Regions from separate parts of the Mus musculus genome. Here region 2 is linked to region 1. A link is a contact called in ENCODE POLR2A ChIA-PET data. All regions are on one chromosome and are shown on one strand. Each heading gives the region's core, a stretch centred on a gene start or an enhancer-like site at or near the end of the contact. The rest is flanking DNA. Distances are from core to core; before and after follow the strand shown.

Evidence for each region. ChIA-PET counts read pairs that join two places held with the same protein, here RNA polymerase II (POLR2A).
Region 2: POLR2A ChIA-PET joins it to region 1 with 10 read pairs in embryonic stem cell. The contact joins the promoter of Ppp1r12c here to the promoter of Kmt5c in region 1. POLR2A ChIA-PET finds 5 or more read pairs at or near these places in 2 of 5 experiments (Patski and embryonic stem cell).

What each region holds. Positions count from the first base shown.
Region 1 is chr7:4,735,457-4,743,138 of GRCm38, reverse strand. It overlaps Kmt5c (lysine methyltransferase 5C), which reads right to left and starts at 3,012. Exons shown (of 9, transcript NM_146177.2): 1 at 2,900-3,012; 2 at 1,158-1,359; 3 at 852-1,017; 4 at 411-520; 5 at 29-192. The coding sequence starts at 1,267. It overlaps Gm24537 (a small nuclear RNA gene), which reads right to left and starts at 4,307; the gene lies at 4,206-4,307. It overlaps Gm42369 (a long non-coding RNA gene), which reads left to right and starts at 3,059. Exons shown (of 2, transcript XR_881802.3): 1 at 3,059-3,847; 2 at 3,937-4,149.
Region 2 is chr7:4,497,343-4,505,024 of GRCm38, reverse strand. It overlaps Ppp1r12c (protein phosphatase 1, regulatory subunit 12C), which reads left to right and starts at 3,345. Exons shown (of 22, transcript NM_029834.3): 1 at 3,345-3,759; 2 at 7,479-7,609. The coding sequence starts at 3,427. It overlaps Tnnt1 (troponin T1, skeletal, slow), which reads left to right. Exons shown (of 14, transcript NM_001277903.1): 14 at 225-455. The coding sequence ends at 270.

The DNA of each region.
Region 1 (7,682 bases), core at 1,763-4,262:
TCCATCCCCTCTCCAGCCTTGCCCTCACCATGGTTGATGAAGGCAGCTGGGCCAAGCCACAGCTGGGCACTCCTTTTTCGGGTGGAGTACATGATGCTGAAGTCGTTCTCACCGGCCCTAAGCAGGTCTTCATCCTCTTCACGCAGCTCTGCAATGCAGCCCACCAGCAGCTCCAGCTTCTCATTCTTCTTCCTGTCAAGAGGCTGGGCTATAGGGCTCTGAGCGATGCCTCCCAGTCTTTGCTGGGGAAGCACCCTGGGAACAGGAGCTCTGAGGCACAGGGCCAGCCACTGTATCCTCCATTCATTCTCTCTCAAATCCACTAGGTTGTCCTGTGTCACTAACCCCACTTTCCCTGGGTCCTACCTCATCCAGACGGACTGGGTCTCTGCTCCCAGCAGCCCCCTTACCAAGCACGGGTAGACACAATCTTGGCCCCATTGGTCTCCATGGAGTAGCGGGTGCAGGGCAGAATGGTGAAGCCACTCTCAGGCAGGAAGGCGCGGAGGTAGCAGAAAATCTGAGAGAAGAGTGGGGGAGGGCAGGAAGATGAGCCGGGCCAACCACAGGGGCCTCTTTCTCTTGGACCAGGTCTACTTTGTCACTGACTGTGTGGCCTGGGTCATCTCTGGGTCTAGGTGTCCTCATCTGTCAAAGGAAGAGGAGGGTGGACTCATCTCAGCTCGCCCGCCCCCAATTCTCTTCTTCTAGGCTTCTGGGCCTTCCTTGCAGGCTGTCCCCAGCAGCAAGGCAGTCTTGGGCCTGGGGGCTACTCTCCTGAGAGATCTAGAATCTGCCAGCTAGATGGAGAGAGCACTGTGCAGGGCAGGCTGGGGCATGGGCTCCCTCACGTGGGTCTTGAGAGCAGCCTCCTGCCGAGGGGCACGGCTCTGGAAGTAGTGGGCCATCCAGCCTCCTAGCGTCAGGGCCCGGAATGCAGCCTCCAGGTCCCGTTGCCTTAGGAAAGCTTCCAGTGCTGAACGAAGGTGGTGTTGTCGTCGCAAGGTGGGCACAGGACTGGGAGAAAGGGTATGCCTGGGTTCCAGGGACTTCCAGGCCTCCTGGCCCCCACCCGAAGCTTCAGGGAGACCAGGCTGAGAATTGTAAAAACATAAGAGAAAGGGTCCAGGACCCAGGACCCCCAAGTTCCCCCTCACCTGACATTCATCTTATGGGTGCGGAAGCCGAGGTAGGGGTCAAGAACAAGGCTGGTGGCCAGGTCATCATTCTCGCACAGTTCTCGGGCTGTCACTCGATCAGGCCCCATGGTGCTTTAAAAACCATGCTGCTCTGGCACAGAGCATGGATGTGCCGCTCAGGCGCTGCATGGGGTGTCTGTGGGCCCCAGAGCCTGCTTATCTGCAGGAGAGCACGGGGGTAATCAATATTGACTTCATGGGACTCTATGTAAGAATGACACCCAACAGGTACTTTCGAGTGAGGAAACCTTAAGAAAAATAGTCTCCTGTGCAGTAAGTATTTCCTCCCCTCTTGCAAAACAGATGCATGTCCCCCAATCACATACACTACCTTCCCAGGACATGGACACTTTCTCGAATGTCAGCACACACAAAGACCACTTTGCCAAGTGCACATGTAAGAGACAGGTCCCTGTGTACCCAGGCGGAAGGAAGATTAATTAACTGCCTGAGATAACTCCAAAGGCTTAGCATGGCAGGAGGGAGTTGGGATAGCTGGGCTCTCATCAAGGGAAAGGGGAAAAGGAACTCCATAGGAGCTTCTGGCCTGCCTTTGCTGACCCCCTGCTAGGCTGATTCTCCCGTCCTCAGCACCTCCCTCCAAGGTCACCCTCCTCTGGGGAGTGGTCAAAAGGTTGTGGGTGGAGCCCAGGCAGCCATTAGGGGAAGAAGGATCCAGTCCCTAATGCCTCTCCGAGGACTCCAGCAAAAGGGAAGCCCGCCAGAGGACAAAAAACAGGAAGAAGGGAGGAACAGAAAGGAGAGGAGGAACAAGTCAAAACAAAGGGTCGGAGGCAAAGAGGGGAAAAAAATAGATTCAGAAAACCAAATCAAATAAAATGGAGGGCCAGGTTACCCAGTACCCTCACTGTGGTGTGTCTGACAATTCTGCGCTTTGGGAGAGAGCAAGAAGGCAGAGTGTGGCAAGACACACTCCGCCACTCTGGGAGAAAGATCTGGAAAAAAAACGGTCTGGGTTAAATGAAGAGGGTGCTTAGAAAAAAAGCCTGGAAGCTGGGAAAAGACAAAGTGAGGTGTAGGGAGTATGATGTGAAGGGAGAGAAAGGGGAGAGAAAGATGGAGGGAAGTCAGGATTGGCGGGGGTGGGGGGAAGAAGGCACCTGAGGTTGCAAGGGAGGAGCCCACGAAATCCAAAGGGTAGATATGCCTGGGGTCCAAGGGAAGGGCTTAGCGGTTCCAAGCAGGGTTTGAGGGAATCCTGGGGGATTTGAAGTGATGGAAACCTGAAAGATCCTACGGGTTCGAGGAGGGAATTGAGGGCGCTAAGTAGCTAACTAAAGCCTGGGAAGGTTGCAGAAGGGGGCTGGGGAAACAGAGAGTCAGAGGAAGGGCCTCAGAGACCAGGATAGTGAGACAGGAGTCAGGAAGTGCCCTGAGTGTGACAGGGTAGGTAGGTTACGATGCAGGAAAAGGTGGTGGGGATGGGCCCTGGTGGGGCAAGGAGCGACTCCTAAGGTGCAAGGAAAGTCCTGAGAGTGAGAGAGGAGTCTGCATGGGCTCCAAGGGTGCAGGGAAGGGTACGAGTGAGGAGCGCGTAGATCCGCGGGGCTGGAGACTTGGACCGCAAGGTTCGAGGAAGGGCCCGGGGACAGCCGGTTCAGGGGGTGACTGGGAGGCCGGGCGGCGCGGGGCGGGGGCCAAGAGGGGGCTCAGAGGTCGGGCCCCGCGCCGCCCCTCACCCGCTTCTCCTCCTCCTTCTCCTCAGGAACCCGCGTTGCAGCCGCCACCTCCACCCACCGCCTCCTCCGGCTCTCGTCCGACACAGCCGCCGCGCCTCCCCTCGGCCGGCGTAACAAACAGCTTAACCTTCCTTTGGCCCAACCCGCCGTCACTCTTCCGTTGCTATGAAACTCGCGCTGTTCTTATTGGCTGACTCTCATTGCTCTCTTTTTCCCGCCTCTTCTGGCCCCAGTCGGTGCCCTGACAAAACCCCTCCACGCCCACTCTGTCAATAAATCCAGCGAACTACAGCCAATGGCTCGGGTCGCTGTCATTCAGGCGTTGCCATAAAAATCTGTCCCGCCTCTTCTTCTGCACTGTCCCAAATCAGTGCTTTCATTGGCTTAAAGAGCCGTCGCTCCAACAGAAACTCTGTTTGGGTCAGGTTATTCAGGTCCAAGTGAAAAGAGGGAGGGCTCTGTCAGAGACAAACTTCGTATATTATTGGTTGGCCTTGGACAGGACCACGCTTCCATTCGTTAAGGCCTCCGCCCATCACCCTAAATCCGGAGCTCTATTCTCTTTCTTTCAGCTTGAAGTGGGGCAAAATCCCTGAGCGAACCAGGAAGGAAAGAGGTGAATGCACACACGCGCCATCGCGCTCCCGGCCCCAGGAGACCATTGGTTGCCATGGCAACAAAACTTCAGTGCCAACCCTGCTTAGCAAGAAGATCTTTTCTCTTTCCCAGTATTCCTTATCTTTGGAAAATTGTACCTACAAGAACTCTGTGAAGTTTTCTTGTCCTGCCTGTGAACAGTTCAGAAAGAGACGACGCTGAGAAGTTGGGACTTAGAAGACAAGCTCTGATTCATGGGGCACTCCCCTGGGGAAACCCCTTAATTAAGATTACCCACCTCTTCAATCCTGCAAGTATAATTAGCAGGATATCATAATTACGTCCAAACAAGTAAGCTTACTTTTGTTTTTGTCTTTCCTGAGTTATCTATTTGGTGGGTTAGGATAATGCCTACAGCACAGAATGTTTTGTTACTACAGACTGAAGGAACAACCGATTGAAGTGAGATGGGACATTGAAATGGCCCAGTGTGTAAAAGCACCTGCCCACAAGTCTCATAGCCAGGATCCGCATAATGGAAAGAAAGCACCGACTCCTGAAGGTTGTCCTTGACCTCCACATTCATGCCAAGGCGCGCGCGCGCGCGCGCGCACGCACACACACACACACACACACACACACACACACACAATTGATTAAATCATAGTAGCTTCTCTTTTGAGACATGAGCTTTGACTGTCCTAGAACTCACCATGTAGATCAGGCATGAATTTGCTCGTCATCCTTGCACAGGAGCCATGCAAATCTTCACTGTATCGCTGCAATTTTAGTATATGTGCTGCTGCAACATTTTGTTTTTAAGGAGGCTGAAGTTTTGCACCGTTCTGTGATCTTGGGGTTTTGCCAACTCACAGCTTCATGGTTGCGTCTACAAAGCAAATATCATACACTGATATACTTTCAAGTGTCTGAGGTCCATGCCTCACCACCCTTCTCTCTCCTAAATTCTAAGACAGCTCCCTACCCTAAGCAGCTCTCCGGGTTAGGATGACTATATCGTCCTTGGGTGCTGTCACATTATATGAGATTTTCAAATGGCTAATAAAAATATATTTAAGGGAAAAAACCCCACTAAATAGCAAAGTGTCTTCCAGACTGTTGAAGTATATTCCAGGATGAGGGTATAGCCTGTGGGTATACAATATGCACCATGGGTGAGGCTTGTGGTTTGATTTCCATTTTGAAAGAAAAAGAGATGTGCCTAGCAAACAACTGGGTAGAGAGATTTAATACAGCAACATGGCTACTCTGGCTGGAATACATTCGTGTTTTTTGTTGTTGTTGGGTTTTTTTTTTTAAGATTTATTTATTATTATTATATCTAAGTACACTGTAGCTGTCTTCAGATGCACCAGAAGAGGGCATCAGATCTCATTACAGATGGTTGTGAGCCACCATGTGGTTGCTGGGATTTGAACTTCGGACCTTAAGAGCAGTCGGTGCTCTTAACCACTGAGCCATCTCTCCAGCCCCTACATTAGTGTTCTTAGCACACATCTTTAATCCCAAACAATGACGGTAAAGTTAGTTTGTAGAAGGAGACACGTGTGTTTGAAAGGGATGTTAACTGAGAAACAGATGAAGTGAGGAATCAGAACAAGAGTAGATAGAATAGGGATATGCCCAACTCTCTTGAGAACAGAGAGAAAACAAGAGGCTACTTAAGAGAGAGCAGGGCAGAGAGAGTGAAGGAGAGAGGGCAGTTTTACCAGGACAGTTGTATAGAAACAAGTGTGTGTGTGTGTGTGTGTGTGTGTGTGTGTGTGTGTCTGTGTCTGTGTGTGTGTGTCTGTGTGTGTGAGAGAGAGAGAAAGAGAGAGAGAGAGAGAGAGAGAGAGAGAGAGAGAACAAGCTAGACACAGGTGAAGACAGAACCATTTAGAGAGTAAGAAGGAGCCAGAAGATTAGAATAGATGGCCAAAGTTGGTATGAGGCCAAGCAGAGCAATTCAGGAGAAGCAGAGAAAAGCCAGGTTGAATCAGTCAGCGGGAAGAGGAGGTTTGAGCCAGAATAGCTGAGTTGATCAGCTAGCCAGAGTTCAGAAAGATCTGGAAAGTGTGAGTGTATTCAGCAGCAAGTCTAAGAGGCTGAAAACATTCTAGGCCTAGATTAGGTTGTATGGAAGCTAGAAGCTTCCAGGACTAGGCCTAGGCTAGCAGACGAAGGCAGTAAGCCTCCAAGTCAACAATTAGATCAGATGAATAGAAGATACTTTTACACAACTGAGACCTTGTGCCAGCAGCCAAGGGAACAGCTCAGGTATACTCCATTGAGGAGTTGGGACAGGATGTCATCTATCCAAGGCTGCTCTTTACGACCTTGAGTTTCCTAATCCTTTTCATCTATCTTCAGACTGCAGATATGACAGCCCTCATCACAACATTTTTACTTGGTGCTGTGTGTTAAACCCAGGGCTTCATCCATGCTAGGAAAAACTCTACCAACTGAATTATATCCCTGGAGCTTTTGACTGTCTTTGTTTTTGTTGTTTGCTTGTTTTGAGACGGCCTTTTGGGGCTCCTCTGTGTCCTGGAGCTCCTTCTATAGACCAGGCTGGCCTCCAATTTAGAGATTCGCCTTCCTTTGTCTCCCAAATGCTGACATTAAAGACATTTGCCACCACTGACTTTTTGTGTTTCTGAAAGGGGGTTTCTTATAGCCGGAGTGGGCCTGGAAGTCATTGTGTAGCTCAGGCTGTCCTTAAACTCAGAAGAGCCTCCTGCCTCAGACTCCTGATTTCTGAGATTACAGGCACCTGACCTCATAAGCAGAGGTAAGCTGTAACAGGTCCCCATACATTACTAGACCACAGACCTTAGCACAACTGACGCCATGACAGATGTGGTATTCTGGCCTTGAAACCCAGCTCATAGACAGCACCCTCTGCCAAAACAAGAACTGATAGCTAAAATCCATCCAAGTCCATGGTTCTGAAAGAGTCTCTAGCTGTACTAGTCTTACCCTTTGGCTTCTGCTGCTCTGCTTCTGGCTAACTGCTCTTGTTAACTGAAGTGTGTCAAGACAGGTCATGACTTTTGTGATTAAAATCTCATCCTAAGAACAGCTTGTGGCTACACTGGGATCAGTGTAGTCACTGCCAGCTAAAAAGGACTCTCTAGGGCTCAGTGGTTAACAATACTGGCTGCTATGCCAGAGGACCTGGGTTCAAGTCCCAGCATGTCCGTGGCAGCTCACAACTGTCTGTAACTGCAGTTCAGGAGTACCAACACAGACCTACATGCAGGCAAAGCACCAATGCACATACAATAAAAATAAATAAATAAAAGATTTTTCTTTTGGCTTGAACCCGTGTCCAAGTTGTTTTCTCTGGTGGATCCGTCACAACCAAGCCAAGGCCACGTTCCAAATCCCTTCCCTTTGTCTTGTTTTTTGTTTGTCTGTCTGTTTGTTTTGACATAGGGTTTTTCTGTGTATCTTTGCCTGTCCTGGAAGCAAATCCCCCTCCCTTTAAGGCAGAAATTTGGGAGATACTGAACACTTCTTTGATCTGATGCTGCTCTAGTTAACACATTCCTAGCTTAAAATCTGACTTTCTAACAAGGACATCTTTCTCTGACCTCCCCTGTCTTTCCAGTCTTAAGCTGTTTGTTTTCCATGACTTCTGTGACCTCATCTGTTTCTGGTCCCTCATCAGCCCAGTCTGTAACAAGCTGGCCAACCTCCTGATAAATGTCAAGTCTGGCTTGGTTCTTTTCGGTTTATTTGCTTGAGATAATGTCTCAGGATTGTCCTCTGAATTGTGCACAAGGTGTCCCCAAAGTGATCCTCTTGCTGCTGCCTCCCCAGGGCTGGGATAACACGTTTTCATCATCTCATTGGATTCTCTGGAGCTAGTGCGATGGCTCACTAGGTGGAGGCACTTGTAACCAACCAATCCTGCTCCCCCCTAAGCCCCCACTAAATAAGCATACTATTTTATTTTAAAGATTTGCTGAAGGGTGAAATAATATCAGCCCCAGAAGAAGTAAAGGAGAAAAGATCAAGTTGAATGACAACTGTTCTCCACTGGCAGGCATTCATTCTTCTGGCCTCCATGTGCACACAGCGATCCCAGCATGTCCACGCATGTACATACACACAAACACAGATTAAATACAAAGCAAACCAAAAACAGAAACAGAAAAACAAACAAACTAAAAAACAA
Region 2 (7,682 bases), core at 2,096-4,595, 240 kb after region 1:
GAGGCCTGGTTTGTGGTTCAGTGGTAAAGTACTTACTTAACATGGGAGAGGCCCTGACTCAGTGCCCAGTACTGCAAAAAAGAAATAGCACTGCTGGCCTCTGCTCCCGACTTCCTCTGGGTGGGGGTGGGTATTTGGTGGACTTCCTGAATTTTAAAGATGCTGTGCTAAGCTTATCTCGGAGGCTCAGAACCTCTTCCTGACACCACCTTCTTCTCCCACAGCCGAAAGGGGGCTGGGAAGGGTCGAGTTGGAGGCCGCTGGAAGTGAGACTGCCAGGACATGACCTGCTGTGTGGAGCCCAGGAGCCACTGGAGCGTGTCCCATCTGTAACTCAAAATAAAGTGCCCCCAGGCATCTGCTTAAGTTCTTCAGGGTTGTTATTATGTGGGTTGATCGACATCTCCATACTGCCTGGGAGAGCCATCAACTGTCATTAAAGAGAGTTCAAGTTCATGACTGGGAGTACAACTTGTCTAGAGCTCATGAGACCCTGGGGTAAATCTCCAGTTCTGCTTAAACTAGATACGATGGCGAGTGACAGTAATCCCAGCACCGGGGAGGTAGACACAGGAGGCTCGGGGTTTCAAGGTCATTCCTTGGCCACACAGTGAGTTCAAGACCATCCTATATGAGAAATAAAGACAATACAGGTGGTAGTGGCATATGCCTTTAATCCCAGCACTCGGGAGACAGACACAGGCATATCTCATGAATTTGAGGCCAGCATGGTCTACAGAGCGAGTTTCAGGGCATCAAGGGCTACACCAAGCTACACCAAGAAACCCTGTCTCATCAGACAGACAGACAGACAGACAGGGCTGATAGAGGAATAGATTTATAAGCTGTGATCCTAGGGCCCAGGACACAGCCCAGCAGGTAGATGTGGATCCTGCCAAGCATCGTGACCTGGGTTGGATTAGACCACAACCCACATGGAAGGAAGAAGTAACTTCTGCAAGTTGCCCTCTGCCCCCCACATGTGTTGTCATACGTAAGCATACATGTACAATGACTAGAACGACTAGCAAAAGACATGTGGTTCTGGGGCAGGAGCAAGGGCTTAGCAGTCATCAGTTTTGCTGCTCTCCCATTCAGTGGTTAGAAGGGTGTGCACGAATGCTGTGCTCAGGAACTCAAAACCGGAACATAGTTTTTGGTCAGTGCTCTCCTTCCTTGTGGGTCCCAAGGATGGACTTCTTGCCTTGGGGAAGAAGGGTGGGTGTGTGTGTGTGTGTGTGTGTGTGTGTGTGGTGTGGGGTAGGGTTCACGTATCTCATATCAGGGTTATCCTTTTGGATTTATGACCATTGTTTCCCAGGACTCGAGCTTTTTATGGCTTATTTCTCTGCATAAATCCAAAGATTATGGAGTGGGTGGGCTGCTTTAGTTCCCCTTAGGAAAAACGTTTGTTTTCCCTATGCAAATTTTGACAGCTTTCTGTTAAGACTTTGGTAGGTCTGTGTTCCTGTTTCAAAATGTTTTTTTTATCCTTCTCAAATTGGATTTTTAGGGGAGATAATGTGAAATATCACATTATTTTTATCAGGTGTTTATTAGGTGTTCTTATCTGTTGGAAAAACTTTCAAACCTAGTGGAACATCACATTTTAGACTTACAAAGTCATGCCAGGGGGTGGCTCAGCAGTTAAGAGCACTAGCTGCTCTTCCGGAGGTCATGAGTTCAAATCCCAGCAACCACTGAGTGGCTCACAACCTTCCTTAATGAGAAAACAAAAACAAAACACAAACAAACAAAAAACCTATGGGCTGGAGAGAGCAGGGCCGGAGCGAAAGGGGGTGGGGGGAGGAAAAAAAAGAACCGAACAACAAAATCAGGCCCAGAGAGCATGATACAATCTGAATTATAATTCCTAGTGTCTTTTGCAGCCCCAGGTGGGCTGAAGAAAAGTATGTGGTTATTTTGGTCATGTTTGAGGGCCCTCTTTCTGGTATGCTCAGGGAATTATTACCACTAGAAAACGTGGGCTCGTTCTTGGTCTGGAAACTGACTTCTTAGGTACCTTGCATTCTGAGACATATTTGGAAGTCTGGAGCTGAACCCTTTGGAGGCGTGGCCTTGAGACTACATTTCCCAGCTTGCCCTATGTTATCTGATTTCCTTGAACTTTGCTCGGGAACTTTATCGCCATGTTAAAAGATGAGTTTGGCGGTGACAAGCTTTAATCTTGTTTGAGAACTCAATTTCCCGTCGGCCCTTGGTCTACCTGATGCCTTAGGGAGCCCATTCATTCATTCATTCGAAATATTTTTTATTGCCTACTCTCAGGCTTAGTTCTAGTCATTAGGACTAAGAGGGTCTCAAAGAAAACAAATCGAGTTTACTTATAGCCGATGGGAGAGGGACAGATTCAAAACCAAAACAAGTACGGCATGGTGGCACTCCTTTAATTTCATCACTCCAGAGGCAGGAGGAGGCGGAGTTTTGTGAGTTCGAGGCCATTCTGTCTGCATAGTGAGCTTCAAACCAGGCAGGGCTACATACTGAGACCCTGTCTCAAAACAAAAATAACCCCCCCCCCACACACACACACACACAAACAAACAGACTCCTGTAATCCCAGCAATTAGGAGATGGAGACAGGAAGATCAGAAGTTCAAGGGCATTATTAATGAGTTCGAGCGCCATCCTATCTCAAAACAAATCGTAAAAAGTATGCAAAATTTATTTCTATCTCTCAGGATCCGCTATCCGCTATCATTTCCCATGCGCCTTGGGGTAGTCACTTTACAAAGTACACTACATTTCCCAGCATGCCCCAGTAGCCTGTCCGGCCGCTCTACCCAGATTCCCAGCACTCCCTAGGGACATGTCCTCCTTTAGGCAGTTCTCTTTTTGCTTGTTTTTTCGAGAGAGGGTTTCTCTGTGTAGCTCTGGCTGTCCTGGAACTCAGGACCAGGATCAGACCAGACTGGCCTCGAACTCACTGCCTCCCAAGTGCTGGGATTGAGGGCGTGCCTTTTGAGTTTTTCGTTCGACCCCTTCCAGCTCCGGATTTCTAAACGTGCCTCAGGATATATAGCGAGTCTAGCGAAGACTTCCGCTTGTAGAACCCATTTCCCAGCACTTCTGCCGGCCTGCCGGCTGCCTCATTCTCTAACCTATCTGCTCAAGTTATGCAAGGCTCCTCAATGGGGAGAAACTCCACTTCCCAGCTCGCTACGAGGGGCTTCTTTTTAGGCCCTTGCCCCCAGCGATAGCTACGCAAGTCTCAGGCGGGACTCGGTTACCCAGAGGGCTTTGGGTCGGCGCCGTGACGTCAATATACCGAGCGGGGGCTGGGCGAGCTTCTGGGCGGTGCTTGTCGCGCGGCGGTTCCCGGCGGCCCCCGGGGCGGGCGGGTGGCGGCTGTTCGTCGCCCGGTGCTCGCTCGCTCGCTTAGTAGGCGGGCGAGCGGCCGGCGCGATGTCCGGCGAGGATGGTCCGGCAGCGGGCCCGGGGGCGGCGGCGGCTGCTGCGGCCGCCCGTGAGCGGCGGCAGGAGCAGCTGCGGCAGTGGGGGGCTCGGGCGGGCGCCGACCCGGGCCCCGGGGAGCGGCGAGCCCGCACGGTCCGCTTCGAGCGCGCCGCTGAGTTCCTGGCGGCCTGCGCGGGGGGCGATCTGGACGAGGCTCGCCTGATGCTGCGCGCAGCGGATCCCGGTCCCGGCTCCGGCGCTGCGTCCGACCCCGCCGTCCCTCCGCCTGCCCGTGCCGTGCTCGACTCCACCAACGCGGATGGCATCAGCGCCCTGCACCAGGTCAGCGCCCCCGCCCCGCGTCTTCGCCACTCGGGCATCCTCCCTCCTCGGCCCTGATCCACCTCCCCTCGACTGTGCCATCGCTGAGGATCCCGCCTGCTCTGTGGCCGCCTCTTCTCTGTCATTCGTGCTGTCATCTCTCTCCCGTGCATTTTTTGCAGCATCGCTTACTTCCGTGCCTATGCTGGCCGGGTTCCTCCTTTCCTAGCTGGTACTTGTTTGACTGTGCTGAAGTCTTTCCTGACCCAGGCCTGTGGTTTCGTTCTCCTGCACTCTGACTTGACCCTCTTTAGGCCCAGGTCCTTCAGTGTCACTTCTTTGAAGGTCCATCCTGTTTGTGCCTTCCTCTTCTTCCCGTGACTTGTGCTGTACGTTGTGGCCTCAGGACAGTGTACCACGTTGTTTCCTTGAAAAGGCATTTCCTCTGTCGCGTCATCCTTTGCTTTTTTTTTTTTTTTTAATCTTTTCTCTTACCTACAATCCCATGTCCTTAATTACATTATCAATTCATCCCCCCCCCCCCCAATTTGGGGAGCTTGTCACCTCTTATAGAAGTTTCTCCTCAACTCTCTTTCTCTGTTTACATTGTTTGCCTTCCTGGAAACTTGTAGGCATTTGCTCTTCGAGGAGCTGGACCACTTTTCCTTTTGTTTTGTTGTTTTTCCTTTAGACAAGGTCTTGCTATGTAGCCCAGGCCATCCTCAAATGCAGGTCCTTATGTCTCTGCCCTCCTCCTCCTCCTCCTCCTCCTTCTTCTTCTTTTTTTCGAGACAGGGTTTCTCTGTATAGCCCTGGCTGGGAACTCACTGTAGACCAGACTGGCCTCCAACTAAGAAATCCGCCTGCCTCTGCCTCTGCCTCTGCCTCCCCAGTGCAGGGATTAAAGGCGTGCGCCACCATGCCAGGCCCTTCTCTGCCCTTCTTATTTCTGGAATTACATGGCCACTTCACCTATTGTTGGTTCATCTCCTAGACTTTATTTAGGCAACCAACGTCCTTCTTCAAAAAGTGTGCCCTCTCTCCTAGATTTCCACCCTATCACCTCCCAGGATTCTAGAACCTATTCCACACATTATTTTTTTCCAGTGCTCTGTGCCCGAGAGTCAGGACCATCTTGTGTTGTTGCTTGGGTTCTTCTGGATTCAGGATGCTTTTATTCAGTTAGGATGACCGAGAACAAGATAAGTCACACAAGAGCCTACATCCCAGTTCTCCCTCCTGGTCTCAGTGTTGGTCCAATGTCAGTCTTCTGGTGGGCAGCTTCTTTCATGGCAACTTCCATCTCCTGGGTTGTCCTCTCTTCTTGCTAGGATCCCGTAGTTCAGTTACTGGTGGGAACAGAGGGGATCCTGGAAGGGACGCCTGCTGCCTGTGGAGATGGGAAACAGAGCGAGGGTATTTGACAGGTTCAATTTTCACACTTGCAGGTAGAGAAAAAACACCCAGAATCCATCCGTCCTGGGCTGCGATGTAGCTTGGGTGGTAGAGTGGGTACTTAGAGCTCAGGAAACCAGGGGCTTGGAAAGTGGAAGCAAGGTGATTGGAGGTTCAGTGTCAGCTTCAGCTACAGAGTGAGTTTGAGGCCATTCTCGGCCACATGAGACGTAGTCACAAAAACAAAACCAGTCAATCAGTACTGACTTAATGTCTGTTTGCCTGTCTGTTCTTTGTCTCTTTTATCTTGAGTGTTCTTTCTCTGTGTCCTTTAGCTTTCTTACTTGTGGAATGGGACCAGTGGTCACCTCTGTCCCTAGAAGCTCTGGTGAGAAGTGTCATGTGGAAGCTCCTCCTTGAGGCCTACATGATCTGCCGGTGTACCCTGGGAATGAGTTCCCAGTGTTGTCTGGGACATTTTCCTTTACATACAGCAGGGCACTACTTCCCTGCGGCCCCTCTCAGGGTCTCAGCATCTTTAAACAGTGCAGGAGAGCAGTTCAGACTTCTAGCACCACCCAAGTCCCTGGCTTCTGAGCTTTCTCTTCTGACTGCATCCCTCTCCTCTGCATCTGCTGGAGGCACTAGAGCACCTCCTCTGACAGGACCTGTAACCTCAGGCCTGGCCTGTCAGGCAGCCTTCCAGGTGGGTCTCTCCTCCCACCGCTGCGATACCTTGGTGAACTCACTCTTCAGGGCTTTGCAGGAGGCTTGGATGATTGGGAAAGGAGATGCAAAGAGAGCAGTTGGTTTACAGGGCCAGTACGCAGAGGGAGCTTGGGTCTAGAGTGGGGTGAGTGTGCTGTCACCACCTTGTACTGCCCTGGCTTTAGCAGTGAAAGTTCCAAGAGCTAATTTCAGTCCCAGGAAAACAAGGACATTTGGTCACTCTGTCTGGTGACTTCTGGTGTCTCCTGATTTCTATACCTGGAGCTGTGTTTTCAGTTTTAAACCCTCCTTGGGGCATCAGCTTCCTGCCGTGATATTTCTTGAGCCCCAACTTCTACCTCACCAAGACAGGGATACTCTTTTTTTTCTTTTCTTCCCTTTGTCCAATAATCTGCCTTGCCCAATAATGGCTATGAGTTGGGTCTATGGTTGGCAGGGCTGGGAGTTAAGAGTCCTAGGTTTGAACAGGGGAGAGATTTTGTGCTCAAACACATGGATCTGAGGGAGGAGGGGCAAGTCTAAGAAAAGAGGATCGACTAGAGCTCTGTGTCTGAGGGAGGAGGAGGTGGGCCTAGATTCCTGAGTCCCTGGTGCCCAGCCTCAGGCATCTTTCACATGGACGCCGGTGCCTGGCCAGGCCCTTGAAAGGGAAAGGCCCATCTGCCTCCTTGCCCCCCTCCCGTCACCATGACAACAGAGTAGAAATAAACTGAGCCCAGAGTGACGCCCAGAGTTCATCCCGTTCCCAGGGCACGTGTGGCCCCCCTCTTGCAGCCTAAATTTCCATGACTTCATGCTCTTGGCCCTTGTAGCTTCCTTCCCTCTTTCTCCAGATGGTTGAACTTGAAGGGGGTTAATTTTCATGAGGGCTCAGGAGTCGGGACCCAGCCCCCTCTCTCGACTCAGTGGTTCCAGCATCTAGCCAGTGTCATCAGGGATTGGGGCCAGCTTTCTCCTATGGCCCTGAGTACTGTGCTAGCTAGGGTGAGGCCTTCCTCTCCCCAAGTTTTCTGTTCTAAAGTGAGGAAGCGGGGGTGTAGTGTGGTGTTGGTGTTTGGGGGAAAGATGTTCTGAGGAAACCTGTGCACAGGAAAATTTGGGAAATATGCCCCTGGCCCACAACTGTGTCTCTGGGAGGTGCTGCATACGTATGATAATCTTATTTATTTATTTATTTATTTGTGCTCTGAATGGAAGTCAGGGCTAGGTGAGCGTTCTGACACTACCTACACTGGGGTGTGTCTGCTCAAAGTGCCCTGCCTTTTGGGAGACCATGTCTGGGTTCTGGGACTCCTCCATCTCAAGAATATGTTCAGCAATCACATGCAGGGATGGCAGCCCAACATGTTCCATGTCCACTTTTTTCATCCTGGCTTCTGGAACCTGCTCTTGTCTCCATGAACTCTTCATGCTCAGATGACCCAAACATGGAGTAACTAGGGTATTTTAAGCGGCGGGTGTCTGGAGGCCCCTGGGACTTACATTGAAGGCCATTAGCATTGCTTTTCACACCCTTCGCTGGCCCTGGGTCTCTGGGTCTGCCTTTGTAGAAAAGTCTCCTCGTTGGTCCTCTGGCTGGGTGAGATGAGAGCTGATGGGCTTGTTCCCATCCTTAGGCCTGCATAGATGAGAACCTGGAAGTCGTTCGCTTCCTGGTGGAGCAGGGTGCTACTGTGAACCAGGCAGACAACGAGGGCTGGACGCCTCTGCATGTGGCTGCCTCCTGTGGGTACCTGGACATTGCCAGGTGAGGCAAGGGTTGAAGGGCAGGGCTTGGGTTAGGTGTTGAGTCCAGGCCTGGCAGCTCTGACCTTTCATTG